Linked DNA regions of Homo sapiens: region 2 is linked to region 1. A link is a loop called in an ENCODE intact Hi-C map of the cell type or tissue named here. Cell type or tissue: B cell. All regions are shown on one strand. Links, peaks and the distances in the headings refer to the core of each region. The heading gives the core; the rest is flanking DNA. Region 1 overlaps OSBPL10 (oxysterol binding protein like 10). Region 2 has its middle 130 kb from the start of RBMS3-AS1.

Evidence for each region. Hi-C counts contacts between places; a loop is a spot of excess contacts. Peaks named below come from ENCODE experiments on the same cell type or tissue, not always from the same donor. Only the 100,000 strongest peaks of a DNase experiment are listed, where the experiment ranks them.
Region 2: it touches region 1 in a loop (17-fold over the local background); 1 of 110 quality-filtered maps calls a loop at or near these places.

What each region holds. Positions count from the first base shown.
Region 1 is chr3:31,831,655-31,848,003 of GRCh38, forward strand. The region is part of intron 3 of OSBPL10 (oxysterol binding protein like 10); the gene reads right to left. Among named protein-coding and RNA genes, the nearest start is that of OSBPL10-AS1, 140 kb to the left of the region's middle. In B cell, for the core only: no CTCF peak of the experiment used is centred there; no DNase peak of the experiment used is centred there; H3K27ac peaks cover 598 bases.
Region 2 is chr3:30,055,274-30,071,622 of GRCh38, forward strand. No RefSeq gene overlaps it. Among named protein-coding and RNA genes, the nearest start is that of RBMS3-AS1, 130 kb to the left of the region's middle. RefSeq lists enhancers at 3,921-4,453, 7,647-7,816. In B cell, for the core only: no CTCF peak of the experiment used is centred there; no DNase peak of the experiment used is centred there.

The DNA of each region.
Region 1 (16,349 bases), core at 4,326-8,325:
TCAGAAGATAAATGTAAATTCAAACTACTTTAGATAACCATCTTTCACTCATCAGATTGGCAAAAATTCAAAAGTCTGAGTACACAATCTGTCAACAGGGCCACAGAGAAACGAGTTTGTGGAGGTAAAAAAGGTGGCAAAACCCTGAGAACAGCAATCAGCAGACCCATCACAGATACAAACACATCTCCCCCTGGCTCCAGCAATCCCGTGTCTGGGAATGTATCCTCCAGACATACCTGCAGCTGGGTGAAATGCTATATGTCCCTGTTAGTCACCGCAGCACTATGCCTGATGGCAAAGGACAGAAAACAACCCAAATGTCCGTCAGCATGGGACAGGTTAAATAAATTATGGTACATCTATGTAATGGAATACTACCAAGCTGTAAGAGAATAATGAGAGAGGTCTCTATGAATTGATCTGGAAATATCTCTCAGCTATACAGTTAAGTGAAGGAAGGCACATAATTGATCTATAGTATGCAAAATATAGCTTTTCCAACATGAGGTAAATAAGTATTTTTGTTATTTAGCTTGTTGAAAATTATTTGTTTAAAACAAACATACTGTGGAAGGATACATATAAAACTATAAAGTGGCTGCTTATTTGTGGAGAAGCAGGGAATGAGAGGATAGAAACAGTGAAGAGGGGAGATTTTTTCACTGTCTACTTTTTATATTCTTTCACTTTGAACTATACGTATGTATTCCCTATTGAAAACATTTTAATTTTGCATAAAATTTACATTCTAATTGTTCCTATACTTCATCTCAGCTTGAGAAAAGGCAAGTTAGATAATGTGGAAATCATCTAGTTCCTACAGTTCAAACATTTACTGAATACCTACTATGTGCCTAGGAAAATATCTACTGTGTAGTGTCAGGAAGAAAACAAAATGTATGAGACAGTTTTTCACCATAGATACCTATAATATTGCTGGGGATGTAAGATGCACATATACAGAGACAGACGGAGGGAAACATACACAGATGCACACTTACAAGATGGTGCATAACAGGGGCTAATTTGGCAATACAGCCAGAAAATGTCAAAGAAGTGAGCTCATCTCATCACGGCAGGATGTTCCAAGGGTGATGGGCCTGAAGCCTGAGTAGGCTTTGGGAAGCTAGACAGGCAAGGCAGCACACTACATAGCAACCCAACAGTCTGGATACCCTAGGTAGTCTTAGCCTCAGGCCTCGGCTAACAGGCACAGCTCTAAAAACTGTTAAATGTTAATGATCCATCGTTTTACAGATCACCAGGGGATGAAGGAGTGGGGCGAGAGCCAGGGTAGAAATCAGAGTTTGGGTTTACCTTGAAATACCGCAGATTGTAAAGATTCTCTGGATTTGACTTGGACATAATGAATTGGAATGCAGATAAAGATAGGAAATAACCATATAATAATCACCTACTTTCAGCTTCAATCTTTTCACTTGGAGAGTAGAGGGAGAAAGAGGATATTTCTTTAATAACAGTAAATTTGCCTAAGTATTAAGAGTCCACTGAAATATATTTTGACTGTCAGCGAGGCTTATTCCAGTCCAGGAAAAGGCAGATTTTTCCCTGGGCTTTGAAGCCAGACAGATAAGTTTCATTCTTCATACACACACCTCTATCCCCCCACTCCTCCCCTACCAAACCCCTGCTCTTGCCATGTGATCTGGGGTGAGTTATTTAAGTTTTCTCATTAAACATCAATTTCCTAATCTTTAAAAAGAGAAATAATAATATTGACCCTTAAAAGTCACCATGAAGTTTAAATTAGATTATGCATATACAATACTTAGCACAGTGCCTGACATGCAGAAGCTGCATGGACAAAGTTTGTTTCTTAATATCACTGAAAACTTGAACAATGAAAACCTTATGGATTTTTAAAATGTTAAGAAGTTGCTTAGCACAAAATCATAAGCAGTCGCTGAGTCACTGACCTTCTTATTTTCTACAAGGTCAGACTGGTCAGAAGCCCAAAACATAATTAAATACTTACAGGGTCAGCCATTAAATATCAAGATTGTAGGGAAAACACGCACACGCACACGCACACACACACACACACACACACACACACACACTCTCTCTCTCTTCTAATTCTGAGTAGAAATGAGGACTCTTCAGAAATCAGTGAGGAAGACAGCTCTGGCAATAGACACCTTTGCCTGTAGCAGTATCACCATGAATGGCAATAAATCAGATTCACCCAAGAGCAAAATTATTCCACGGTGGATGTCTAAAACCATGATCGTAATTACTTAATGGCTGTCATTTGAATTTACAAGCAGTAACTTTGAGTCAAAAAACCTTTAATTTTCCATTAACTGGGGATTTTCACAGTGTAATTCACATCCATGCCTTCTTTCAGGATAAACATGAGCAAAAAAGTCTTACCCTTCATAAATCCCACAGGTAATCAGTCATTACAAGAACAAGTGAGAAAAGGCAGCAAATTGCAAGCACTATAAATGAGCAGGCTGTGTTTCCAAAAGGCAACCTGTCTACAATCTCCAGGTTTTGTTTCAAAATTATGCCTCCATGTCATAAAAGCCTATCTTCGCTATTAATTTAAAATATTAACAGAGTCTGAGAAACAACATGGCAGGTTTTTGTTCCAAATATTTACTTCAATGGGGGCAACTAGAAACACCAAGTGTGCCATCTGTGGAAAATTCGGAGTCGAGAGCAAGTTTCTTCATCCTTTGCTTAGGAGAATCGTCCCTCACACAGCCATCAGTGTTCATCTGGCTACTCCTTATGTCCCCTTGCTTCGTAAGCACCTGGCTGATGATGCGGGACAGCAAAAAAGAGTGTGGGAGCAGGTGAGACCAAGTGCTGATGCTCAGAGCCTGTCCAGGCATCTGCACATAATCACACAGGCCTCTTGGTCTTTCCCTACATTCTCATTGAATGATTCCTAAATTTCCCAAGGTTGCAAAGAGAAGACAAAACACACATATGCTTTGAATCTACTGGCCAAAACTGCCATTTGGGAAAGGGGTGCTTGGAAAAGGAGAGGAATCACTAGAAAGAATCTGTCCAATCAAGGTAATCGGGTAACAAGCCTGGGAGATAGAAGCCTAGTGTGAGAAAGCTTAGGGCAACAAGCACTGGACCATCCACAGGCCCTGTACCCACCCAGTACTATGGACAGTGTGGGGAGTGATTAAGAGCACACCTTCTCAAGTCAACTGCCTGAGTTCAAATCTGGGCTCCAACACTTGCAAGCTGTGTAACCTAGAAAATGTAGGTGTCTTCCATTCTAAAGTTTAATATTACCTACTTCATTGGGTTGTTGGAGAATGATATGAGAAAAGACACATAAAGCATGTGTCATAAAGTATGCAATGAATACTATCATTAATAAATTAATAAAATGAGGTCTTCAAGCCTCATTATAGGGGAATGGTTGTTAAGTGGTTCCTGAATGAACTATATGGCCATTTTGGTCCTTGGTATCTTAAGTAGTCACAGTCTTAAGGCTTCCTTAACTTTAAAAGACAGTCATCCTAATTACTAAAAAACCACTTGCTTCGGAGAAAAAAAATGCTCTTAAAATATGATTTCACATTTTCAGAAACCCACCTGTTAGAGAAAGCAAAGTTCCCTATAAATTAATCCAATCTACATGGGTTACCCAAAAAAATAATTAGTATTTAAACTAATGGAAAGTTTCCCTTAATACTTGCGATAAACAAAGTTCCAAATAGAAAAGATCAGCTGGTCCTCAAAACCTCTTAAGACATGTATCAAAAGTTTGTAATTGTTGAGCTAGAATTAAAAGGAGGCAAGGGAGGGAAGGGGGTTTAAGATTTCAAATAGACATTTGACACAACCACTTCTACTGTAGAAAATTTTTCTGATGTGAAAAATTTCTGAGCGTCCACTAATTGTAACAACATTCAAATGACATTTACTTTGGAACATATTTTCCTCACTTCCTTGAATTCCTTCACAGCAAGGAGGAAAAAAAGATACTATATTTCAGAAAAAAATAGCCCAAGGCAAACAGAAAAAAATCAAACAAGTCTGGTAATGTATTTTGAAAAACAAATTTAACCAACTAAAATCATTTGATTATATTTCTTCTCTTCCTCTAAAAAAATTGTGCCATATCTAAATATGTGAAAGCTAAGGATAAAAATCCTTTTCCTCTAAAAGTAAATATACTTCAAAATCAACAAAAAGAAAAAGCGTAACAATTTTTAAAACAGTATATTGAGGGCCTTAAAATTAGCTGGAATTTCACTTTCCTGATAGTCAACCTCCGAATAAAATGTGAACTGCTTTTTAAATGAATCTATTCCAGTATTTTGCTTAATTGCTTCATATTGACCTCCTCATTTGCATTGCTTTTTGTTTTTTAGTTGTCTATTCTTTCAAGCTTAAACAGACCTAAAGTAGAAGTAAGATTCTTAAAACTGGGAAATTTTCCAAGTTCATTTCCATGATTAGCTTTTCAAATTTGTTCCAGCTCTCTCTACTTTTCCAAATTCCTGTTTTCATCCAGAAATACGAGTTTCAACATTAAGTAACCAGGCATAGAAAATTTCTTCCATTGCCATCTTCAAATCTTTAATATATCTTAAACATTTTTCACTAACTTTATACCAATACCCTCTCAAATGGCAATATAAATGCATGCAAATGTGTGTGCAAATGAAAAATCGTGGTTCTTCCAGAGACGAAGTCTCTAGCCTGCTTCTAAACACACTGTCCTGAATCTATGAGTATGCACGCAAATGCCAGATTTCTGAAAAATTGTCACAAGCAAATGCATATATTTCATTTCCTGCAAATAGTGGGAAACAAAACTTGACATTTTCTGCGCTTTTTTCCCCCATCATTTTCAACTCCTCCCATCCACCAATCATCTAACCCCCCTCCTCTACCCCCCTGCCAATAAATCCTGCTGACTCTTCCTTAACAGTTAATTCAACTGCTCTGGAATCCCTAGCCAGTCTCCAGGGCAAACCTGAAGGTCCCAAGTCAACTGAAAGCACTGTCCTTGGGCATCTGACCCCCTTATCGCACACCACCCTTTTTTCTCCACTTTCCACAGATCCACCCAGAAGTGTCAAGTGTGACTTCAAAACCTTCCACCTTCTCCACTTTGCATCCTCCATCCACACCATTTGCTTGGGGCCTTGCAATTCCAAGTACCAAGACTCCTTTTGGATGCTTTATTTTGAAAACATGAAAAATTGTCTTTCTGCTGACAAAGCTCAATTCACTGCATTTCTCATGCTTTGGAACTATGCAATTTTAGAGCTAGATGGAATCTCAAGACATAAGTCTAGGCTAGTCCTTTCCTTTTATAGATCTAAAGTCTACAGCTCCCAAAAGGTAAATGAATCATTCAAAACTCAGGCCCAAATTATAAATCTCATTCAAGACTCAACTCAGAAAACACCTGATTAGAGATTCAGCCCCTTCAGCTGGGCCTTCACAATTAAATAAAGACCTCATCATCCAAAATAGTATTAACACAGGGCACACTTTAAAATAGTTGATAGAAAGGAGGAAAGCTGATAACTGTTACACATTTTTATCTTTCTTCTTACCCAAAACTTCAATTTAACCACCTATCATCATAAACACACAACACACCTCTGAAAGTAGGGCAACTGTGTGCTATATTCCTAGAATTACAGATCCCCAAATTATATATATATATATATATATATATATATATATATATATATATATATATATATAGTAAGTAACATAACACAGAGACCTTTAAATGCTGAATTGCCATTTTAATAGAGAAAAAATCTGAAAACAAGGAATAAAAAGAAATTTTCTTAATTAGGTTACAAAGCAAAAAATTACAGTAACCATCATATTTAAGTCATATTTAAGTTTTAACAAATTAGCTTCATTCCTTTTAATATTAGAAACAAGAATTCCACTACCACTGTTTCCTGGAAGCACTAGCCAACAAAATAGGACTAGAAAACAATCACTGTAGATGTGACTGTTTTATTTCAAAAAAAAAAAAAAATCAATGGGTCTCACAATGTTGCCAGATATATGATGAATTTAGAAAAACCAATAGCATTCCTTCATATCAACGATAACCAATCAGAAAATAGAAAATAAGATATCATTCACAATAGTAATAAAAACTATGATGTACAAGTATTAACCCAATAGGGAGTATATGAGACCTTTATAGAGGAAAAAAAAAAATTTAATCCATGAAAAGAAATCAATGCAGAATTGAGAAAATGGAAATACACATATCAGGTAAATGGATGAGACAACTTAATGTTGTAAAGATGTCAGTTCTCTCTAATTAGCTTTATAATTATTGTAATAAAAATTCCGGCAGGATTTTTTGAGCAACTCAACAAATTTATTCTAATACGTAAATAGAAGAATAAAGCTTCATGAAAGATCAAGTTAATTTTGAAAATGTGAGCAAAAGGGAAGAACTCATCCAACCAGATACAAATATTAACAAAACCACAATGGAAATACGCACACATACAAACACATACATATATGTGCATATTACGGTCTAAATATTTGTGTCCCCTCCCCGCTAAAAAAGCTCATATATTGTGGCCGGGCACTGTGGCTCAAGCCTGTAATCCCAGCACTTTGGGAGGCTGAGGTGGGCGGATCATGAGGTCAGGAGATCGAGACCATCCTGGCTAACACGGTGAAACCCCGTCTTTACTAAGAATACAAAAAAATTAGCCGGGCGTGGTGGCGGCAGCCTGTAGTCCCAGCTACTTGGGAGACTGAAACAGGAGAATGGCGTGAACCCGGGAGGCGGAGCCTGCAGTGAGCCGAGATCACGAGACGGCACTCCAGCCTGGGCGACAGAGCAAGACTCTGTCAAAAAAAAAAAAAAAAAAAAAAAAAAAAACCTCATATATTGAAATCCTAACCCCAAAGTGATGCTATTAGGTGGTAGGGCCTTGGAAGGTGATGAGGACATGAGGATTCACAGCCTCACTTGAGGTAAGTCACTCAGCTCTCTTCAACTGAGGTCCAAAAAAGTCACCACAACTCTCTATGGAACACCATAACTGGGAGCTGAGTTAGCATCTTCGAAAAAAATTACTTTTTAATATCAAAGGCCAATATAGCATACTAATTCTCAGATACTTAAACAATAAGCTCATTAGAGCTAAACCACATGGAGCTAATACTTTAAATTGTTTATATGGTTTTTAATTAACTATTCCTAATAACAGGAGTAATGTTTGATGGGCAGTATGTATACAGATGTCAAAAACAAAATGTAGACTACACCCCGCATAGCATTTAATGTGCATTACTCAGGAATCATCTGTCTCCACAGCTTACTGCTTCCCCTCAAGGATGGCCTTTCTCAGGCCAGAGATGGTATCTAACCAGCCATGGTGTATTCTGTTGAATTTGATACATGGCCTCACCTTGCAAAAGCTATGAATGCAGTAAATAAAGAGCAATAAATCCCCCCAACCTCAATTTTTATCACCGGTTAAACCACTGCCTCTTCCCTGAAAACCTAATTTTAAAAATATCAACACTGATTCATTATTATCTCTTCTCCTTTTCCAAACAGGCAGAAGAGTCTGGAAAAGACATACATACCACCACACTTATCATACACAAACATGAAATGTCCAAAAAGCAACCTGGCACAACATCAACTGACTCACATTATTCAGAGATTCAGCAAGTATTTAATAAACATTTACTATGTGCCAGGCACTGCTCTCAGGAACAAAGTACAACAATAAGCAAAACAAATATTCCTGTCCTCACAGAAATGGCATCCTGGTGAGAGAAAGAGTTCCTCCCCACCCACCACCCCCTAAAAAGACAAATAGGTGAAATATGAAGCAGGGATAGAAAAAAAGAAAAAAAACTTGAGGAGGCTTTCCAATTTTAGGTAGGTGGCCAGAGAACGCTTCATGAGAAGGTAACATTTGATTAAAGATGTCAACGAAGTAAAGGAGTGAGCCAGGCTATCTGGGTAAGAGCATTCTACATAGAATCTCAACAGAGCACAAAGGCCCTGGGGTGAGAGTTCACTTGGTGTGTTTGAGCAAGATGGACAGTGTGGCAGAGGTGGAAGTGAGCAAAGCATAGAGCAATATGGAGTTGAGGTCAACAGGTTAGGGATGGGAGAGACTAGTTCCTGAATTAGAAATTACAGACAACAGCCAGGCAAGCCAGATGCCTGGTACCACCTAAGGCTCATGCAGACACAGAGAATGACAAGCAAATTAGAAGAATGGGTTTCAATAAGCTTTCTCCTCAGGGTCATAGTCAGGTATTAAATTGTTATTTGCATACAATTTACTTAGGTCTACATGGAATGGATCATTTCAACTGGATAATTTTCATCATAAAATTATATTACTACTGCCCTGAAGATGGGCTTTTCATGATTTATTCTATGCTCTATTTCTTCTCACGTCTCATTGTAATCGACCCAGAAGATACTTTATGCCAGTAATGAATCATAGAACAAAAGGCGAGTGCGTGCTGAGGAATTCTATAAATGATCACTCTGGAACATGGGGACAAGGGCTCCTATTTTATATTTAAACATCTGTCTCCTACCAGTGGGTCAAACCAGCCATGGGATGGGAAGTCCAATGTCATTCTGAGAACATTTCAAGAAGCAAATTTGATTTTTCTTAAAATCAATAACTAATCTCTGACAGAGCACTCCTGTCTACTAAGAGATCATTATCTCCTTCCCAAATGCTCAGGCACAAAAATGCCAAGCTCAAAAGGGCACGCCTACTTGTGTTTCCAAATGTTTCATGCTAAAAAAATTAAATCACGACATCATCAACATGCCCAAGCGGCGTGCAGACTCCTACAGGAGCTGTGGAATAAATCCCACTAATTACTATTCCAAGCTTGGTATTGCTGATGAAGTTAAGATAAAAATGCAAGATTTGCTAATAACACAGGAAGTCTGGCTAGATAGCACCTTACTAACCCACCTACAGTGATAGCCACAGGAGGCTACAGAAACCTTATAAGTCGTGCGTCCATGAGGCAATTTTCCTAAAAACACTGTATTTGGCCAGGACCTTAGAAGCTCTTGATATTTGGCTTCTTCTTTTCTCCTGTGCTTTTTATAAGTATGGAACACATACACAGGTGTCTTATATACCTAGATTTAACCCCTCCCTAATTCCCAGTAAGGCACTTTTGCCAAAGCAGAAATAAACTGTAGGCTCACAGGCTTATGCTAACACTAAGTTAGGCTTCTTGTTGTTGTTGTTGTTGTTGTTTTGTTGTTTTTGAGACGGAGTTTCGCTCTTGTAGCCCAGGCTGGAGTGCAATGGCGTGATCTCGGCTCACCACAACCTCCGCCTCCTAGGTTCAAGCGATTTTCTTGCCTCAGCCTCCCCTGTAGCTGGGATTACAGGCATGTGCCACCACGCCCAGCTAATTTTGTATTTTTAGTAGAGACGGGGTTTCTCCATGTTGGTCAGGCTGGTCTCAAACTCCCGACCTCGGGTGATCCACCGCCTCGGCCTCCCAAAGTGTTGGGATTATAGGCATGAGCCACCGCACCTGGCCTAGGCTTATTTTTAAAACACAAATATGTTTAGATCCTGTCTTGGACTTTTAAGAATCCTGAATCCAGACACAGGACTTGAGTAAACAGAGCCAACAAGATTCATTTACTTATTTTTATTTACTTATTTTTCTACTAATTTCTGAAGCACAAAGGAAAGCGCCTGACTCACTCTCAGATCTCTCCATTTTTACCAATGAATTCAAGACAGGGGATCTTTAGCAGTATTTGTGGTTTAGGCACTAGGCTGCTGTCATTCCAGTCACTGAAATCTGCAGAAAGTGTGTGGATGGAGCCATTAGAAACAACCCAGGCGAGGCTTAGGCTATTTTAAATGAGAAGATATTTGTGTTGCCCCATCTCAGGATTTCAGGTAGCAGAGTTAGAAAAGCTGTAGTAGATGCTTTCAATATCCTCAATTTAACCAACTAATTGGATGTCCCACCACATTTCTTCCAAAACCTACTGACTGATGCATTCTAGTGCTGACTCAAAGCCTTTCTCTAGTTATGCCTGCACACTCTGCCCCCACCAGCTGAGCTGGGTATTTACTAACAGCCAACGGTATTTAGTCCCTACTGTATTTGTGCTGCTGTACTTATTATTTTAATTACACAATTTAAATAACAAAGAAACCAATAAAAGTATGAAAATAATTGTCTTTATGAAACTAAGCTGTATAATTTGAAAAATATCAATAAAAGTGAGCTGCTAAAAACAGCCATTGAATTAGGTACAGGCATGACAACTAAAAAAGAGTAAAAACTATCTCTAAAAACCTAGAAGCGTTCTGTAATCAGGCTGCCCTCTTCTTTAAACAAATCAAAACAGGAAATTACAGGTAATACATAATAGATATGCTTTACATCAGGGAGATGATGCAGAAACTCGAGCAGCAAGCCTACGCTTGATGAATGGGCCTTGGAACTTTAGAGCTAAAGACTGGTGGGTAAAGATTCAAAGTTAAAATGACACACACACTTAAGGTCTGTATACATAATGGTGGATGATTTCGCTGTTTTGATTAAGGAATGATGTCTCCATATCACCTTAGCTAAGACTTAGGACTTCTCTTGAAGTATCTCAGCCCTATGATCATAGAACCCTGGAGTATCCCTAATGTGTGAGCTCTAAGAATGCAGTTTCCATCAATTCACCAGTGCAAATACTGGCTCAGCAAAGAGCTTCTGGGCTTATTACAGAAGTGGCATTGGCTAACAGGTGTCAATACCTGAGCAAGTTGGCTCTGTGTTAATACAGGGAGGAAGACAGGGTGATCCTTACAGGAAATGCAAAAGAAAAGTTGTTGGGCTTTACATAAAACACAAAAGCTCCTACTATGGCTTCTGACCCAGCATGTCACTGTCATAACAGACGTTAGAGCACATGAAGAAGAAAATTAAACTCTTATCACTCCTTGCATGGTAGTACATGAGAGTTTTTTTCTCATTTCTTCCTGTCCCCAGAGACTCTACTACCTGCTGAAGAGTCCAAATTATTCATTTTTTAAGAGTTTCATCTTGTGTTAAAATCTAATTGGATTCCTACAGCTTTAACAGACTTAGTGACTTTAAGTCTAACGGATCAACTGGCCTAATTCCATCAAAACTGATACGGGAAGAGCAAAAGAGAAGTTATGGAGTTGGGGACAAAAACATGACCTTCACCCAGAGCCAGGCTGAGAATACGTTCCATAATAGAACGCTATCATTTGGGGATATTCCTAAAACTTTGATTTAGGTTTAGATACAGGAGGTGGCTATAAGCAGCGACAAACAGAGAGATGAAAAAATGTGGAAATTACACGTGCTGGACACATTGTGTGTCCTGCCTTACACCTCTCAATCCACATTTTAACTCCTGGCTGCTGAGCCAACTATTGGTACACAGACAGCATGAGGCCTTGGCTGTGCTATTTACCTCCTACCTTCTGACCTGGGACTCTTCTACAGAAGCCTGTTTGGAAAGTCCACAGCAACTGTTCAGCCACATACAAGTGCAAATCTAGGCATGCAAGAGAGAGTTAACCCCACCTACCTCCCACCTTGGGGCAGCCCTTGATCAATGGGAGATGGGTGCCAGGAGATGATAATCCCATTACCTGTGTCTGGGGTAGAGAATTCTGAAGCACATTCTGTGTGGTTCCTACAAGGGTAGCCAGTGGGATTTGGCTTAAATTGCCCACAGCTGTAATCAGCACAAAAGCACACCTCCTGGGGTTCCTCCTCTCTTTCCATATTTTGTTCCTCTTGCTCTCCTTATTCTACTCTTCCGGGATGACATTCCTGCACCCAAGCCTTCATCCCTGAGGCTCTGCCTTCTGGGAGAACCCATCTAAAACAATAAATACCCATTGTTTCAGAGTGCTAGACAGTGGCAAAATGGTATGCTTGCTTTAATCTGACATCTCTGATCATTGTTGGCCCTCCTTCCTTTGCTGCCCCAATTTATTCTCTCTATAGGTTAAAGTTCCAGTTGGCATAACAGCAAAGTTCCTTTCCTCCTCAAGTCTATCAAGAGCTACATTGAGGAATACAGAGACGCATTTCCAGACAAAGGACCAATCTAGACACTGCAAATAGAGCATATCTAATAATAAGTTCACGATTGGGTATCTCCAAGACATATACCCCGTGCTCAGGGAGTCACATGTTAACAGCTCCACAGTCACTGGTGGCCCTGGACCATTAGTTCTAAATCAAACACAGGCAGCAGCCATGAGTCCAGATGCTCTGAGCAGAGAGAGGGCAGATGAGGCAAGGGACAGGGATGCTAGGGTCTGGGGATACATAACTAAGATCTGCTGATGAGCAGAGTAGTACAAAGATTGTTTTTCCCCATGAGCAATTATGATAAGATGGCTGAGATTCTAACATTTTACACCGTAGGTACAAGATGCTGAACTAGGATTCCTGTAACAAAGCACCAGTCAGGCAAAAGGGGACCCATGTATTATCTTTGGGATTGTGACTTAAATCATTATAATGCAGAGAATTGCTTAGCAGCAAGCAAAATGTGTTGGTTCCAACCGTGAACTGCCATGATTCAAGTAAGCTGGCTCAGCCTGTATATTTTATGACCCAAAGACTGAGGAATAAGATTAATGCCTTATACAAAAGAATTAAAAACAGACTCAAATACATATACACAAATGTTTATAGCAGCCCTATATGCACAATAGTCAAAAGGCAGAAATAACTCAAATTTTCATCAACTGATAAATTGATAAATGTGACAAATCCATACAATGGAATATTCATCCATAAAAAGGAATGAAGTATTGATACATGCAACATTGTTGTTGAAACTCAAAAACATTATGATAAAGAATAAGATGTCAGACACAAAAAGTCACATATGATTTCATTCATAGGAAATAATCAGAATAGTAAATCCATAGAAACAGAAAGCAGACTGGTTGTTGTCAAGGGCTCAGGGAAGAGAAATGGGGAGTAACTGCAAATGGGCACAGGGTTTTATTTTGTGGTAGCAAAAATTGTTTTGGAACTACATAGAAGTGGTGGCTATACAACATAACGAATGTACTAAACATCATTTAATTGTCCTCTTTAAAAATGGCTAATTTGGACCAGGCACAGTGGCTCACGCCTATAATCCCAGCACTTTGGGAGGCCAAGGCAGGAGGATCACTAGTGGCTATGAGTTCAAGACCAGCCTGGGCAACATAGCAAGACCCCATCTCTACAAAACAATGTTTTTTAAAAAAACTAGCTAGTCAAGGTTGTGCACACCTGCAACCCCAGTTATTTGGGAGGCTGAGGCAGGAGGATCACTTGAGCCCAGGAGGTCAAAGCTGCAGTAAGCCGTGTTTGTGCCACTGCACTCCAGCCTGGGTGACAGAGCAAGACCCTGTCTCAATAAAATTAACCATTGTATGTATTTTATGTCAATGACTTTCATATCAATTTTTTTTTAATGAAAATAAAAATGAACACCCTAAGGATCCAGCAACCCTCCACCGGCAATTCTAACACTTTCTGCCTGCCTGCCTCCATCTTCTCCTGCTCATCCTGAAAGGGTTTCTCTTTATGCCACAAGGTATGTGGAACATACAGAATATTTTATAATAAGGCTGCTCTTATTTCTTCTTCGTGTAGGCAGAACTGTATACCCAGGGTAACTGGACAAAAACTGAGAGATACTGGAAGCAATGACTCAAAATTACTTATTAAAGTAGGAAGTGAGTCCACCAACAGAAGAGATTCCAAATTGTTAAAGTGCTTGTTGTAGAGAGATGAGACCAGGATCTTCTTTCCTCTATTTTCCACATTTTATTATGTGCAATTATAGTGCTTTTATAGTAAGAAAAAAGTTAAACTAATGAATTCTATTATTCCTCAACTTCCTGATAACATTGACTGTTTATTACACACAGAGCAGAATCCAGTAAGAAGCGGTTCTGTGTCAGACTTCACCAAGAGGAAATGCTAAGCATGAGCCCCAGACAGCACACATTATAAAGAGAAAAAAGGCAAAAAGCAGTCACTCCACCAAGTCCAGATTTGAAATTCTCTACTGCTCTGCATGACCCAGAGACAGGGCAACATGGGCAAACCGATGCTTTTCAGAGACTCCCAAAACCTGTCATTTACAGCAGGGCAGGCTCTTTTCCATGAATGGATTGCTACCATTTCAGGTTTCTTTGGCTTACCTGTGCATTACTTATTTGACTTCAAGAGGAATCCCGCACAACTGTGGTCAAGACATGGAGAAGATGAGACATGTGCTTTGCAAAAGGCAAATTTGAAATAACTGAACCATGACAAAATTTTAAAATAGCTATTTTTAAAGTTTATGTTTCTTTTGAGACAGGGTCTCACTCTGTCACCCAGGATGAAGTGCAGCGGCACCATCTCTGCTCACTGCAACCTCTGCCTCCCAGGCTCAAGCAATCCTCCTGCCTCAGCCTCCCGCGTGGCGGGGACAACAGGCATGTCCCACCACACTACGCTAATTTTTTAATTTTTTGTAGAGACAAGATCTCACTATATTGCCCAGGTTGGTCTCAAGCTCCTGGGCTCCAGCGATCCTCCGCCTTGGCCTCCCCAAAGTGCTGAGATTATAGGCATCAGCCATTGCATCTGACCAGAAATGGCAATTTAAAAAATCCTACTGGGGCCGGGCGAGGTGACTCATGCCTGTAATCCCAGCACTTTGGGAGGCCAAGGTGAGTATATCACCTGAGGTCAGGAGTTCGAGATCAGTCTGGCCAACATGGTAAAACCCCGTCTCTACTAAAAATACAAAAAAATTAGCCGGGCCTGGTGGTGGGCGCCTATAATCCCAGCTACTTGGGAGGCTGAGGCTGAGGCTGAGGAATCGCTTGAACCTGGGAGGCGGAGGTTGCAGTGAGCCAAGATCACGCCATTGCACTCCAGCCTGGGCAACAAGAGCAAAACTCCATCTCAATAAATAAATAAATAAATAAATAAATAAATAAATCCTATTGGGAACAATTAATCTAGTGCTAGTGGCCACATATAAACATATACCACTCTCTTGACTACCCTTTGGGCAAATCCAAAGGTCTTATCCCAAATGCCCCTCTCTTTCTCTGCAGCTTCTGGTGCTCCTGAGCATGCCCACCTTTCAAAGCTGGGATGAAAAACCATGCGAATTTTCCTCCTGTATCTGAGTGTACATCCTTTAGCTCATCAATGTCCTCTATATTCCTCTATCCCCCAACTATGAGTGAACCCCAAGATCCAGCCTTCTGTTGTTTGTACGGACTTTTCTCTACAAAGAACTTTTTGTGTGTCTTCAATTGTCACCTCTTCTCAGAAGAATCACAAATGTCCACTCTCAGTCCTCAAAATAACTCAGATTTCCAATTATCCATAAAGGGCTGTCACTTCAAGGATCCCCCAACCCAATGTCTCATTCTCCCCTTTCTCATTACATCATTTATCCACCAGGTGGTTCCCCATCTCAGCCTCCACTCACAAGTCATCTGCAATTCTCCCCATTCCTTTTTTTTTTTTTTTTTAAAAAGACAGAATTTCATTTGGTAGCCCAGGCTAGAGTACAGTGGCACAATCTCGGCTCACTGCAGCCTCGGTCTCCCAGGTTCAAGCAATTCTCGTGCCTCGGCCTCCTAAGAAGCTGGGAGTACAGGCGTGCCCACCACACCTGGCTGATTTTTGTACTTTGACGGGGTTTCACCATGTTGGTCAGGCTGGTCTCAAACTCCTGACCTCAGGTGATCCACCCACCTTGGCCTCCCAAAGTGCTGGGATTACAGGTGTGAGCCACCACGCCCAGCCTATTACTTCTCTCACTGTGGTAGCAAACCTTCTCTTGCCCTCCTCAGAGCTGTCCTTTCCTTAAACTATTCACCGGCATTACCCCAATCCATATCTGTGTTGACTCCCAATAAGTCTTCCAAATGAGTGGTTAAGACATAGACCCCTTCACACTCAACACTGAGAGAGAGAATACATTTTGAGTCAACAAGATTTTGTCCAGTCAGGAAGTCAGAAGTGTCTCAGTGAGGGAATTTAATATGGAAAATTGGTTGCACAGAGGATGGAACAGCAGAAAGAACAGCCAAGGAGAGGGAGGCAAACTAAAGATCAGCAACATGGGAAACTATTACACCTTCCAAGGCTGGAGGATCATGGGAAGAGGGGCTGGAAGCAGGGCCCAGAAGCTGCAGCCAACCTGCAAGACCAGACACACAGCGGGGCTGCCTGTGGGACGAGGAGCCAGGGGGATGCAGCCCACAGCTCTCCCAAGACAAGCTGAAGGAGTGAAGCACGCCAGCCCCTCCTGCCTCCGA
Region 2 (16,349 bases), core at 5,208-9,207, 1.8 Mb before region 1:
AACTAAAGAGCTTCTGCACAGCAAAAGAAACCACCATCAGAGTGAACAGGCAACCTATAGAATGGGAGAAAATTTTTGCAACCTACTCATCTGACAAAGGGCTAATATCCAGAATCTACAATGAACTCAAACAAATTTACAGGTAAAAAACAAACAACCCCATCAAAAAGTGGGCAAAGGATATGAACAGACACTTCTCAAAAGAAGACATTTATGCAGCCACAAGACACATGAAAAAATGCTCATCATCACTGGCCATCAGAGAAATGCAAATCAAAACCACAATGAGATACCATCTCACACCAGTTAGAATGGCGATCATAAAGAAGTCAGGAAACAACAGGTGCTGGAGTGGATGTGGAGAAATAGGAACACTTTTACACTGTTGGTGGGACTGTAATCTAGTTCAACCATTGTGGAAGTTGTTGTGGCGATTCCTCAGGGATCTAGAACTAGAAATACCATTTGACCCAGCCATCCCATTACTGGGTATATACCCAAAGGATTATAAATCATGCTGCTATAAAGACACATGCACACATATGTTTATTGCAGCACTATTCACAATAGCAAAGACTTGGAAACAACCCAAATGTCCAACAATGATAGACTGGATTAAGAAAATGTGGCACATATACACCATGGAATACTATGCAGCCATAAAAAATGATGAGTTCATGTCCTTTGTAAGGACATGGATGAAGCTGGAAACCATCATTCTCAGCAAACTATTGCAAAGACGAAAAACCAAACACCGCATGTTCTCACTCATAGGTGGGAATTCAACAATGAGAACACATGGACACAGGGAGGGGAACATCACACACCGGGTACTGTTGTGGGGTGGGGGGAGGGGGGAGGGATAGCATTAGGAGATATACCTAATGCTAAATGATGAGTTAATGGGTGCAGCACACCAACATGGCACATGTATACATATGTAACAAACCTGCACGTTGTGCACATGTACTCTAAAACTTAAAGTATAATAATAAAAAAAAAAAGAACTTCACATATACTAATTTGGGGGCAGGGTCATAATTTAGTCAATAACAGAGGATCAGATTGCTTCCAGCTCCCCACAACTACTAAAAAGCTTAAAAAAAAAAAAAAAAAGCAACCCTTATACATATCACCTTATGCACTGTATTAGTTAGCTAGGTCTGCCATAACAAAATAGCACAGAGTGGATCGTTTAAACAACAGATACTTTTTTTTTTTCCCTCACAGTTCCAGAGGCTAAAACACCAAGATGAAGATGCTAGCCAGTTTGGTTCCTGGTGAGGGATCTCTTCCTGACTTGTAAATGGCCACCTTCTAACCCTGTCCTCCTATGTCCCTTCCTCTGTGCATATATTGAGAGAGATAGAAATCCCACCAAAAGCCCTATCCCCAAATATAACCACAATGAGGGGCAGGGCTTTGAGATTTGAATTTGGAGGAGATACATATTCAGGTCATAAGATGTGCCTATTTTAAAAAATTCCTTGGAATACTGTATCAGTTACAAATTGTGCTACAGGAACAAACAATCTCGTAATTTCAGTGGCTTAACACAACAAAAGTTTATTTTTCACTCATTCTGGAGATCCAAGATAGGTCTTAACTAACATAGAGAATATGCTCATTATAGCCACCCTAGGACCCAGGTTGATAGAGACTCCATCTTAACATATTGTTTCCATTATCACTGCAGCAGTAGCAAGAAAACATATCTCCATTCACATTTCATCGGCCAAAGTAAATCACATGGCCACATCTATCTTCAAAGGTGGAAGAGCAAATCAGTGCAATCTTATCATGCGCCTAGGAGGTTGAGAGACAGAAATATTTGATGACTAGCACTAATTTCTATAATATATGTTAAGGAGTGAAATTTCTAGATGATAGAGTGAATATGCATTTTCTTAATTGCCTTACTGATGACAGACCACACTCCGTAATGGCTGCAACAGTCTACATTCCCAGCAGTGTGCAAGAAGTCCATATTCTCACCAATGCGCAGCATTATTCAGCTTTCTAATTTGTCAGGCTAATGATGTAAAGCAATATCTCATTGTGGTTTAACTTTCATTTTCTGATTAGCAATTATTTAAAATATGACTTCATATGCTTAATTTTTGATTTCCTTTTTGTTAAACTGTTTATTCACAACCATTGCCCATTTTTCTCTTGGTTTTTCTGTCTTTTTATGATTTTCTAAGAGTTCATTTTATATTCTAGATATTAATTTCTTGGTGGTTTTAAACAACTGCAAATTATTTCTCACCTTCTGTCACTTATAAACTTTATCCAAGATATCAGTTTCTGAAAAGAAATTCTTAATTTTTGTATAATTCATATATTTTTGTGCTCCATGGTTTGTACATTTGAAGTTATGTTTAAGAATTACTACTTCCCTGTAGTTTACAATTACATTTTTATTTTCCTCCATGAAGCTTATAGATTTATTTTTCACATTTAGGTATTTAATTACCTGTGATCTCCTTTTATATATAGTGATATGTAGGGAAAAGTTTAATTTTTTCTTGATTTTGTGGGAGTTTTCCCAAGTAATATGATGTGGTTAGACCCTGTGATCCCATCCGAATCTCATCACAAATTGTAATCCCCATAATCCCTGTGTGTCGAGGAAGGGACTGGTGGGAGGTGACTGGATCATGGGAGCAGTTCCCTCATGCTATTCTCATGAGAGTGAGAGTGAGAGCGAATTCTCGCAAGATCTGATGGTTTTATAAGGCAGTTTTTCTTGCTCTCACAAGCTCTCTCTTGCCTGCCACTATGTAAGATATTCCTGTTTCCCCTTCTGTCATGATTGCAAGCTTCCTGAGCCACCCCTGAGACAATGAATGTGAATCAATTAAACCTCCTTTGTTTATAAATTACCAAGTCTCGGGTATTTTCTTTATAGCAGTGTGAAAATGGACTCATGTAATCTATACTTTCCTCATTGATTTGGTGGTGCCATCTTTATTGTATATTAAATTTTCATAACCATATATATCTGCCTTTTACATTTTCATTCTTTTCAATGGCCAGTTTGCCTTTTTTTCCCCCATCAATACCACACTGTTTTTAATATATATCTTAATATCCAGTCAAGAAAATCATTTCTCTTTTCTCTCTTTTTAAATTAAAATTAATGTAGTGATGGTGGATGGTGGATATTTATTCAGCCATGTAAATTTTAAAATAAATATATTAAGTCATGAACAAAATAGAAATAAATGTTTGGTATTGCACTGAATTTACAGGTTAATTTAAATATAATTGACATTTTTATAATATTAGGTTGTCTTAGCCAAGGGTAATAATGACCATCTCCCCAGTGATTCCCATTGTATTCTTGTAGCCTTATTAGATATTTAAAACATTCTCCATATAAGTATTGTTTCAAGTTCTCCATTTAAGTAATTTGTTTTTTTAATCTTGTTCATGACAATTTTACTGAACTTTCTTATTAGATTTAATAATTTAATAATTCTTTTTTAATGTTTTAAGGCAGATAATACTTCCATAAATAATGACAATTTTATTTCTTCTATTTAAAATTTTACTACTTTCCTTTCTCTTTTTCTTTTGTTACACACTTGGCCAGGACTTCCAGGACCATGTTAAGCATTAATAGTGAGAATAAGCATACTAATCTCATTCTCAATTTTAAAGGGAATGTACTTAACGTCTTTTGCTAGGGGTAGTGTACTATAAATTTTTGGTACATGACCTCTATAAAGTGAAGAATGTTTCCTTCTAATTATAGTTTCCTAGGACTTTTTTTTAAGGTTTTAAATATGTACTAAAATCCATCAAGTGCTTTTTTTCTGAATCAAATGAAATAACTTTTTTTTTCCTTTTGGTCTATTAATGCAGTAAATTGTTAATGTATTTTCTACCTTTTATCATCTTCATGTTCCTGGGATAAACCATACTTGGCCATTTTTTATTACATATAAGCACATTTGTGGATTCAGTTAGCTAAAAGTCAAAATCCTTAAAATGGGTTACAACAGCCTACAGTACTTGCTCACTCTTCTCCCCTCTGTGCCTCACCCCATTATATCTCTGACTTATTTCCTTCAACTTCCCTCATGCACTCATGCAGGTCAAGTCATTCTGTCCTACTTGCTATTCCTCCAAATGGCCAGACACATTCCCACATCAATGCCTTTGCACTTGCAGTTCCTTCTGCCTGGAAAGAACTTTCTTTGATATGCAAATGGGTCACTCCCTCTCCCACTTCAGATCTTCACACAATTTTTCATCTTCTCAGTGAGGCCTATCCTGGCATTCCTGCTTAAAATTCCAGCCCACTCACTCCAACATTCTCTATCCCCTTTCTTTGCTATATTTTACTGTCTTAATTTTACTTATTTTCTTTATTCTTGGTGTTCTGGCATTTCTATTGTCACTAATCAGGGAGCGACTGCCCTCCCAAAGGTAGCCAATTCTAAGGGATAGCAAAAGGCTTGTCAGGGAGTGCATCTTTCATGCACAAAGTAACCATTCCAGAGCCCACAGCCCTAACCATCTCCTTTATCAAGCTCTTACGTACCTAGGCCAGTGTTTCCTCTCCCCTCAATCAACCTAGGGTCAGGTCCAAGTCAGCTAGGGACAGACTTTATGCCGCAAAGCCCACCTGCATTATACAAACTAGGCAGTCCAAAGGTGTTTGCCCTGCCCTACCTCACCTTTCCCTCTGAAACCCCAATAAAGGTTGTAGCTTATGACTTTCTCTCATCCCTTCTGCCCACTGACTTCCCTTGGTGCCCTTCCATGTAGCCCAGCATGGTGTACTGTGTCTCCTGTTTTTAGTATCTGTGAGCAGAAACTTCTTCCTCTATGGGAATCACCTCATGTCTCTGTGTCTTAACACACCTGATTAAAACAAATCTCAAGTACAAATGTTAAGGCATTTACTTCTTATGTCTTCTCACTTCGTATGAAACATACTATACAGTTAATTTATTTATATCGTTTATTGCATGTTGTCCCTAATTAGAATACCAGTTTCATTTAGCAGGAATTTATTTTTGTCGTTTCTTTTTAACTTCTATATCTCCATTATTGAGAACATTCCCCAGTAAATTCTGGGTCCTCAATAAATATTTATGAAATGAATGAATGAAATACTAATGAATAAAATGAATCTAATATTTTCCTTTCAAGTAAGGAAAACAAGAGGCAATTAATGTTGGCATATTGATATATTTTCTGTCAGTTTATGCCTTTTTGTTTATAGCTGACTTAGTATTTCCATCTGATAACAGTCATTTGAATGTTTGCTGAGCAGCTGCTTGCTCTGTATCAGACTTTGTGCTGGATATTGGGCAGGCAACGATGACAAAATAAACACTATTCTTGTCTGGAGGCAGTTTTCAGCCTTCAAATTTTAAATCTCCTGTTTATTATATTATGGGCAATCCCCCATGTTTCAAAATAAGATTTCCATGAAAATTAATTTTAATAGCTGTGCAACAAAAGATTTAAAGCAATCTTCCATGCACTACATTGGGCGGGCAGATTTGCTTTGTTTATAGACATAAAGTTTAAATTAGTTGCCAGTAATGTAAAAGTTGATTGATTTAACATTAACTAAGCCAGATTTCCAGCTGCTGCAAGAAAATAGGGAATTATAGAAAAAGGCGCCTGTATCCTCTCAAAAAACTTATTGATATTTAGAGCTGAATGGCAGCTTCTAATGTAGATCAAATATTGGTTTGTCTGTAAGGTTTTCTTTCATCTCCCTGTTTTACTCATTTATATTAACTGACTGGTCTCTGTTCATTTTGACTTTGTGACCTCTGTATAGAATATTCCATTATATGGATGCATCATAATTTTCTTAGCTATTTCCCCAAGGTTAAACAATTAGGCTATTGCTAAATTTTCACTGTTATAAACAACAGATAAATCTCTATCTATATGTCAGATTCTTTCCTTAGGGTAGATTTTTCTAAAAGGGAAATTACCAAGTTAGAGGGTAGGGATATTTTACTTGCTTTTCAAAAGAGTACATAATTTTCTACTCTCAGTTATGTATGAGGGTGCATATTTCAATGATGGCCTACTGAAGCTGCATTTTAAAATGTTTTCATCTTTACTAATTTAATAAGCAAAAATTGTATTTTAATTTAGATTTCTTTGATCACCGTTGAGATTAACCAGTCTGTATTTTATTAGCAGTTCTGTGGCACTATTTGCAAAATTACTTTTATTTCAATTTACCATATTTTTGTGTTTGATATGAGCTTTTTCTCTATTATGTTAAGTATTTCTGTGGCTTATTTACTATATATTTTTGTTATTAATTTTTAACTTTATGCCTTCTTTGATAAGTTATTTACTTTTTAATATTCAAATCAGGATATTTTTATTTTTTAATTTTTTTCTATTGTTTTTAACTTAACTGTATCCTTTATCCTGTAGAGGTAAATTAAATAGCCATATATACATTATACTTTTCATGACTGATTTTAAATATTTTGCTTTTTATTACTTTTGGAATTTATTTTGGTATAAGGTCAGTATCTAAATTTTGTGTTGTATTGTCAATTTTAATTGTTTTGCTTTTTTTTCACTAGCATCAAAATCAATATTCTGAAAAAATATTTCCTTTTCTTTTTTGAGACGGAGGAGTCTCGCTCTGTCGCTCAGGCTGGAGTGCAGTGGCGCGATCTCCGCCCACTGCAAGCTCAGCCTCCCAGGTTCACGCTATTTTCCTGCCTCAGCCTCCCAAGTAGCTGGGACTACAGGCGCCGGCTACCACGCCCGGCTAATTTTTTTTTTTCGTATTTTTAGTAGAGACGGGGTTTCACCACCTTAGCCAGGATGGTCTTGATCTCCTGACCTCGTGCTCCACCCGCCTCAGCCTCCCAAAGTGCTAGGATTACAGGCGTGAGCCACCGCGCCCGGCCCTGAAAAATATTTATTAAATAAACCTCTTTCATGCTGATGTATATACCTTATTAAGTGTGTATTAACTTCTTGTGTACATTAGCAACTGTATCTAAGTGGTATTATTTTGTTTCGTAAATTTTCCTCTCAATGCTTATGACATTTCATTATTAAAACTTTCTAAGATACTTTAGTGGCCATATCCTATTAAATATAAATCCTTAAGAGTTCATTTTTTAAACAGAGCCATTCTCATTTGTCTCTAATTTTTCTGGAGTAAAATTAGAATTATAATTTCAAGTTTCAAAATACCTTCTAAGTGATGTCATATAAATACATTTAAAAATAATTAACATTCTAAGAATAATATTGACACATAATTTTTGATCTTTCAAAAAATAGTACTCCCTTCACTTTTTAACATTTCTGTTAATATTTTTACAGTGTTTTTTTTTTTCCATAAAAGTCTAGCACACATTTGGCTACAATTATTTTTAACTATTTTATATTTTGTTGCTATTTTGAGGTGATTATTTTCTATTACATTTTCTACCAATTTATTTTTGGTATTTAAGGAGAATTTTTTTTTATTTTTACATGTGTTTCTGAATCTTTATTTTTTACCCCTCCATTGACTCAATAAATGTTATATATTCAACATTATTGTCCCTAATATTTTATCTTCCAATTATAATTTTTATTTTGATTACATTATCTATTGTTTTGGTTATAATTGCCAGAACATTAAAACTATTAATGAAACCAAGTGTGGTGGCATGCACCTATAGTCCCAGCTACTTGGTAGTCTAAGGCAGGAGGATTGCTTGAGCCCAGGAATACAAACCTGTAGCTCACTATGATCACTATGATCATGGGTGACTGGCCACTGCATTCCAGCTTGGGCAACATAGCAAGATCCTGTCTCTAACTATATATATATATATATAATATATATATATAATATATATAAAATATATATATTTATAGATATATAATACTGTATAATATATAATTGTTATATAATATATAATATATATTATATGATATATAATATATAGATTTAAATATAAATATATAATATATATCTATATCTATAAAATATATAATATATATCTATAAATATATAATATATATTACATCTATAAATATATAATATGTATTATATCTATAAATATATAATATATATTATATCTATAAATATATAATATATATTAGATCTATAAATATATAATATATATTATATTATTATATATAATATATATTATATCTATAATATATGATTATTATATATAATATATAATTTATAATATATAATATAATATACAATATATATTATGTATTATAATAATATATATTACATATATAAATAATATATATATCTATAAATATATAATATATATATAAACAACATTTCATATCTTTGCCTTCACTGTGGTTTTATTGAAATTATCGCTAATGTTTTACATTCAGGTATGATATTGCCTATTGATGTGCCAATATCTTCATCAGGTTAATTTAATTATTTTATGATTTATTAATTATTTTTATATGTAATTAGAGTTAAATTTAAACCACTTTTCTGGAATCTCTTGAGATAATTGAATTTTGAAAACTGTATTAGATCATGTTATTTATTATGTTTTAAAGATAATATATTTTTGCATTTCTATAGTTCAGACTGAATTACTCGTTTGCTCTGCTATTAGACTTTATTAGTACATTTAAAGATATTTCTCAGTGACATCACATAGTTTTTTTCTTGTTTGCCTTATATGTTTAAGCTTTGGGGTTAGATTACAACTGGATTTATAACATCGGTCCCTTTCTCTCTGTCAGGGTTGGTCTCATTGAGAAGGTAACAGATACACAACGATTTGAAGGAACTGAGTGGGGAGCCATGCAGCTATTGGGGGAAACCAATAAAGGCAGAGTGAACAGCTAGAGCAGAGCCCTAAGTTAATGAGTTTTTGCAATATGCCAGGCTTGGTGTTATATCCAGGGGTTTAAAGAGAAATAAAATGTTAACCCTAACCTGGTTCTACCAATGAAAGTATATTGATCTGCTATAGTAAGACAACTACTATGAGAGAGAGAATCACATAGTGCTTTTGGAGGCTATAAGAGAGGATTCTAACCCAGCCTGGAGGAAGTCTGGGAAGAACTCCTGCTGGAGACATTGCTTCATATGGGTAGAGTGAGTAGGACCTACCCAGGTAAAGGAGCAAGATCTGAGTGAGAATAAAATACATATAGGCAACTTAAATCAGTCAAGCATGATGTGAGTAAATACCACAAGAGAGTGGTAATGAGAGTCGAGATGGTATGTTAGCCTGTTTTCATGCTGTTGATAAAGACATACCTGAAACTGGGAAGAAAAAGAAGTTTAATGGACTTACAGTTCCACGTAGCTAGGGAGGCCTCACAATCATGGTGGAAGGCAAGGAGGAGCAAGTCTTGTCTTAATGGATGGTGGTAGGCAAAGAGAAGAGAGAATGAGAGCCAAGCAAAACGGGTTTCCCCTTATCAAACCATCAGATCTCATGAGACTTGTTCACTATCATGAGAATGGTATGGGGGAAACCACCCCATGATTCAATTATCTCCCACTGAGTCCCTCCCACAATGCATGGGAATTATGAGAGAACAATTCAAGATGAGATTTGGGTGGGGACACAGAGCCATACCATATCATTCTGCCCCAGACCCCCTCCCAAATCTCATGTCCTCACATTTCAAAACCAATCGTGCCTTCCCAACCATCACCCAGAGTCTTAATTCATTTCAGCATTAACTCAAAAGTCCACAGTCCAAAGTCTCATCTGAGACAAGGCAAGTCCCTTCTGCCTATAAGCCTATAAAATCAAAAGCAAGTTAGTTACTTCCTAGATACGATGGGGGTACAGGCATTGGGTAGATACAGCCATTCCAAATGGGAGGAACTGGCCAAAACAAAGGGGCTACAGGCCCCATGCAAGTCCAAAATCTAGCAGCACAGTCAAATCTTAAAGGTCCGAAATGATCTCCTTTGACTCCATGTCTCATATCCAGGTCACACTGATGCAGGAGGTGCATTCCCATGGTCTTGGGCAGCTCCACCCCTGTGGCTTCGCAAGGTATAGTCTTCCTACCGGGTGCTTTCACTGGCTGGCATTGAGTGTCTGCAGCTTTTCCAGGTGTATAGTGCAAGCTCTCCATGGATCTATCATTCTGGGGTCTGGAGGATGGTGGCCCTCTTCTCACAGCTCCACTTGGTGGTGCCCCAGCAGGGACTCTGTGTGGGGGCTCCCACCCCACATTTCTCTTCTGCACTGCCCCACCAGAAGTTCTCCATGAGGACCCTGCCCCTACAGCAAACTTCTTCCTGGGCATCCAGGCGTTTCCAGATATCTTCTGAAATCTAGGTGGAGGTTACCAAACCTCAATTCTTGACTTCTGTGCACTCGATGGCTCAACACCATGTGGAAGCTGCCAAGGCTTGAGGCTTGCACCCTCTGAAGCTATGGCCCAAGGTCTACACTGGCCCCTTTCAGCCACGGCTGGAGAGGTTGAGACACAGGGCACCAAGTCCCTAGGCTGCACCCAGCACAGGGACCCATGGCCTGACACATGAAACCATTTTTTCTTCCTAGGCCTCCGAGCCCATGATGGGAGGGGCTGCTGTGAAGACCTCTGACAAGCTCTGGAGATATTTTCCCCATTGTCTTGAGGATTAACATTCAGCTTGTTACTTATGCAAATTTCTGCAGCCTGCTTGAATTTCTCCTCAGAAAATGGGATTGTCTTTACTACTGCATTGTTAGGCTGCAAACTTTCCAAACTTTTATGCTCTGCTTCCCTTATAAAACTGATTGCCTTTAACAGCATCCAAGACACCTCTTAAAGGTTTTGCTGCTTCGAAATTTCTTCCGCCAGATACCCTAAATCATCTCCCTCAAGTTCAAGGTTCCACAAATCTCCATGGCAGGGGCAAAATGCTACCAGTCTCTTTGCTAAAACATAACAAGAGTTACCTCTGCTCCAGCTCCCAACAAGTTCCTCATCTCCATCTGAGACCACCTCAGCCTGGACCTTATTGTTACATCACTATCAGAATTTTTGACAAAGCCATTCAACAAGTCTCTAGACAGTTCTAAACATTCCTGCATTTCCTGTCTTCTTCTGAGCCCTCCAAACTGTTCCAACCTCTGCCTGTTATGCAGTTCCAAAGTTGCTTCCACATTTTTGGGTATCTTTTCAGCAATGCCCCATTCTGCTGGTACCATTTTACTGTGTTAGCCTGTTTTCACACTGCTGATAAAGACATACCCAAGACTGGGAAGAAAAAGAAGTTTAATGGACTTACAGTTCCACATGGCTAGGGAGGCCTCACAATCATGGCAGAAGGCAAGGAGGAGCAAGTCATGTCTTACATGGATGGCGGCAGGCAAAAAGAAGAGAGAATGAGAGCCAAGTGAAATGGGTTTTCCCTTTTTAAACCATCAGATCTTGTGAGACTTATTCACTACCATGAGAACAATATGGGGGAAATTGCCCCATGATTCAATTATCTCCCACCAGGTCCCTCCCACAATGCATGGGAATTATGGGAGTACAATTCAAGATGAGATTTGGGTGAGGACAAAGAGCCAAACCATATCAGATGGGAAAGCTTGGAGGGGTCAAACCATGTTGCACCATTCTCAGCAGTTTGTTATCTCTGTGTGCCAGTAAGAAGCTATTTAAAGGCTTAAGGCATAGGAAAAAGTCACATTTTGTTTTAGAAGAGTAATTGGCTATCACATGTAAATGACATTGACCTTGAATGGAGCAAAACTAAAAGCAAAGAGCTCACTTAATATTTGTGTTGATCATCTGAACAAAGACTGAAACAGAACTGAACAAAGGCAACAGAGGCGAGGATGTGATGGGTGGATTTGACAGCTGTTTGTAACTAAAATAGGCAAGCTTTGGTAACTGACGAAAGGAAGAAGGAAGGATGGCTTAAAGTCTAGACTAATTCCTAAATTTCTGGATTGTATGACTAAGTAAAAGACGATGTATTCTGCAATTGGTTCCCTGTCAGAGAAGGAATGCTAAAAAGGTGCAAGATAGGGGAAAATGATAAAAGGATAAACATATCAATCAAAGACTTAACGTCAAATAAAAAACACTGGTTTCAAGCTTCCAAATGTGTATATGTGTGTTTTAATTTCCTTTCTTCAAAAGTAGTGTACATTTTTATAATAAATTAGATCTGACAGTCTGCTTTATTCTGCACTTGATACCTAATATATGTATGTGTATTTCTAACAAAGTCTAAATATACCCAGGGGGCTTGTTTATTAATTGAATTTCCTGAGGCATAATTCTTTCCCTTGGGGTGCTAATAACCTGATAATTTCAGATCTTTAATGCTTAGATATATTAATGAGAACAAATAACTTTGTAAAGACTCTATTATTCATATTTGTCTTTTAACTTTTATTATAATATGAATTTCTTTCATTATCCCCTACCATACACATACAAACTTTTCTATTTTAGGAAGCCTTCAACAATGACCTGTTGTTGTGTTAACATTCAAAAGACAATCTTATCATATCTAAAAGTGTCACCTCAAATGCATTGCTTCTAGTAGGAAGAAATTTGCTCCTGATTTTTGAGAGGTTAAATGAAGCCAGAAGGCTCCTGTGTCCTCTCATCAACCTCCCCTCCAGGCTGTTCTCTCAATCTTCCCACTGGGTGAATTAGTGCCACCTATTATGTGAGCCCTCAGATGTGGAAAAGGCAGCAGCTTCTTTCAAGCAGGAGAGGCTGGGTGAAGCTGCCCTTTAGCACAATGGGGGACAAATTGCCTAGAGAAGGGGCAGTGAGTTGGGTCTGCCAGGTCTCATGGCACCCGAAGCTGAGCACAGCCCCCACCTGGAGGAAGAGAGGCTCCTGAGGATATGACAGAAGGGTCAATGTATTAGCATTCCTGCTGCTATGAAAAGACATCTGAGGACTACGTAATTTATAAAGAACATACATTTGTTTCTCAAAGATCTGGAGACTGGGATGTCCAAGATCAAAGCGCTGACGAGTTCAGTGTCTGGAGTCTCTGCTTCCAAGATAACACCTTGAACTCTGTGTCCTCCAGAGAAACTGAACATTTCCCTCGGATGGCAGAAGGGATGGAAAAGGGCAAAAAGAGGGTCTAGCTTATTCTCTCTAGCCCTTTTATAACGTTACTAATCCCATTCATGTGGGTTCCACCTTCATGTCTTAATTACCTTGTGAAGGGTCCATCTCTTAATACTATCACGTTGATGACTAAGTTTCAACATGAATTTTGGAAGGATCACAAACATTCACACCATAGCAGTTTACATGACAAAAGAGTGGAAGGCATACAACAAGGGATGATTGGATGTAACCATGGACAAAGTTATCCTGAGTACAGCTGTGACAAAAAGGGCTCTGAGAAAAATTCAAACTGCGTGACTCTGATATGTGCAAGTATCAGAAAATTCAAACATGGTTTGAGTTTATTTAACTTGAAAAGTGATTAAATGTTGTAGAAAATTTACAGATGGCAAACCTCCAGCATTTGTATTAATCATGCAATTGTCACAGTTCCATTCCAATGGCTTTTCGTGCTGTTGTTGTTGTATAGCATTAGCTCTCTCTGGGTGCTTTTGGTGCACTTGATATTAAAATCAACTCTGAAATCATACCACCTTGGGTGATTTTAAACCTTTGTGATAGAGCATAAAATATCTGGGAACATCAAAGTCAAGTCACACCTAAAACTTCTGCCTAAGATACTGACCACCTGCATAAAACTTTTCAGCTATATCATGTCCCTAGAAATTCAGCTTAACTACACAAATTTATTTTTTGATCAGAAAAGTGTGTGAAGTTTTATATATGAAAGTCAAGATTTTTTTGAAAGCCAAGATTTTTAAAACTTGGAAATAGATGGGTCCAAATAGTGTGGCAACCTAAAAAATCACATGCTTAAATCTTCAGATATCTACTGAAAGTCTACGTGAATATAAACAGAAGAGCTGGGAGACTGTAACAGCCCTGGTAACTAGAGAAATGGTCTCAGCCACAGGCCAGAAACTTTAAGGAAGTTTTGCAATACGGAATGCAGATAAGGCCCAGACCAAAACACCTGATAACCCTTGGCAGTTTGATTATTTGGTGCCCTTTCAACTCCATATTCTTTAATATCTGATAAGCATTTATATATAAAGGCCATGAGGGGTTGTCTGAAAGGGGCAGGGGATTGGAGAGCTAATGAAGGGCAATATGGAGTCTTAGTCTTCCCATCTTTCAACTTGGACATGCTACTCAACAGTTAATAGGAGCTCCCGCTATGCCACGAGCTGTTGTGGTGATCTTGTTTGACCTGAGTAGGTTCCTTGTGCACTCAATCCCCACTTCAACCAGATCATCAAAGTATTCTTTCTCAACATCCAGATTCATCTCCCCAAGGGAGATATGGGTAAATGCTGTTTTCTTTTTTATTAAATGTTTTCAGTGATATTTTTGTCCCATAATGATGTATCTCTAGCATTCTATAAAGCTTGATGACCCCCAAAATCCACCTGTGATTCAAATGACGCTAATTTGAAAGAAAAAAACTGATTTGTGCCCTACCTCCTGCCTGCAGATGGTAAGTGGAAGAATATTGAACCTAAGGCTGTCATTGTCATTCCTAATTTGTAGCAAGCGTGCCTAGAACTGAGGTGGAGTGTGAGGAGGAAAGTGAGTGAGAGACATGTCAATCTCAACCGGCCCTGGGACATGCTACAGGTTTCCAAGGCTAGAGGAAGCAGGGACCAGGACGGCACATACTGTATTTGTATATGGCACCAATGGAAGTGCCACAGTTGCCTCCAGGAAAGGGCAGCATGCCAGGGAAACAGGGTTGAGCTGCCTGCCTAACTCAGGGCTACCAACACACAATGAAAGAAGGGTTCTGCAGAAAAATTTTCTGCTGCCAGATGAAGCCAAACAAACAAACAAAAACAAAAATACCTCTCTGGTCCCTTCCTCTACCTCTACTTGTGGAACAAAAGCAAAGCCTATTAATAGTAAACTTTTCCATTTTTCTCCATATTTACTAAATGATTTTTTAAATGGTCTCATAAAACCCGCCTCTAATCCCAATGCCAAAAACCAACCAAACAAACAAAAATACCACAAATCTTTCTCTATAAGAATGAACAAGTGGCAAAACAAAGGTCAGACATTTTAAAACTATGTTTAAGTTAATATTTGCAAATTATTCATCTGACAAAGGCCTAACATCCAGCATCTATAAGGAATATAAACAAATTTACAAGGGAAAAACAAACAATCCCATTAAAAAGTGGACAAAGGCCGGGCACGGTGGCTCACCCCTGTAATCCCAGCACTTTGGGAGGCCGAGGTGGGCAGATCACGAGGTCAGGAGATCGAGACCATCCTGGCTAACTTGGTGAAACCCTGTCTCTACTAAAAATACAAAAAATTAGCCGGGCGTGATGGCAGGCGCCTGTAGTCCAGCTACTCAGGGTACTGAGGCAGGAGAATCTCTTGAACCCAGTAGACAGAGGTTGCAGTGAGCAGAGATCATGCCACTGCACTCCAGCCTAGGCGACAGAGCGAGACCTCGTCTCAAAAAAAAAAAAAAGTGGACAAAGGACATGAACAGACACTTCTCAAAAAAAGACATACGTTCGTCTAACAAACATGAAAAAAAGCTCAATATCACTGATCATTAGAGAAATGCAAATCAAAACCACAATGAGATACCATCTTACACCAGTCAGATTGGCAATTATTAAAAAGTAAAAAAAAAAAAAAAAAAAAAAAAAAAAAAAAAAAAACCCAGATGCTGGCAAGGTTGCAGAGATAAAAGATCACTTATATACTGTTGGGGGGAGTGCAAATTAGTTCAATCATTGCGGAAAATAGTATGGCAATTCCTCAAAGAGCTAAAAGCAGAACTACCACTCAACTCAGCAATCCTATTACTGGGTATACACCCAGAGGACTAGAAACCATTCTACCATAAAGATACATGAACGTGGATTTTCATTGCAGCACTATTCACAATAACAAAGAAATGAAATCAACCTAAATGCCCATCAGTGTCAGAATGGATAAAGAAAATGTGGTACATATACACCATGAAATATTATGCAGCCATAAAAAAGAATGAAATCATGTCTTTTGTGGGAACATGGATGGAGCTGGAGGCTATCATCATTAGCAAATTAACACAGGAAAAGAAAACCAAATACTGCATGTTCTCACTTATAAGTGGGGGCTAAATAACAAGAACTTATGAACACCAAGAAGGAAATAACAGACACTGGGGTCCACTTGAGGGGGAAGAGTGAGAGGAGGGAAAGAAGCAGAAAAGATAACTATTAGGTATTGAGCTTAATACCTGGGTGATGAAATAATATGTACAACAAACCCCAGTGACCCATGCTTAT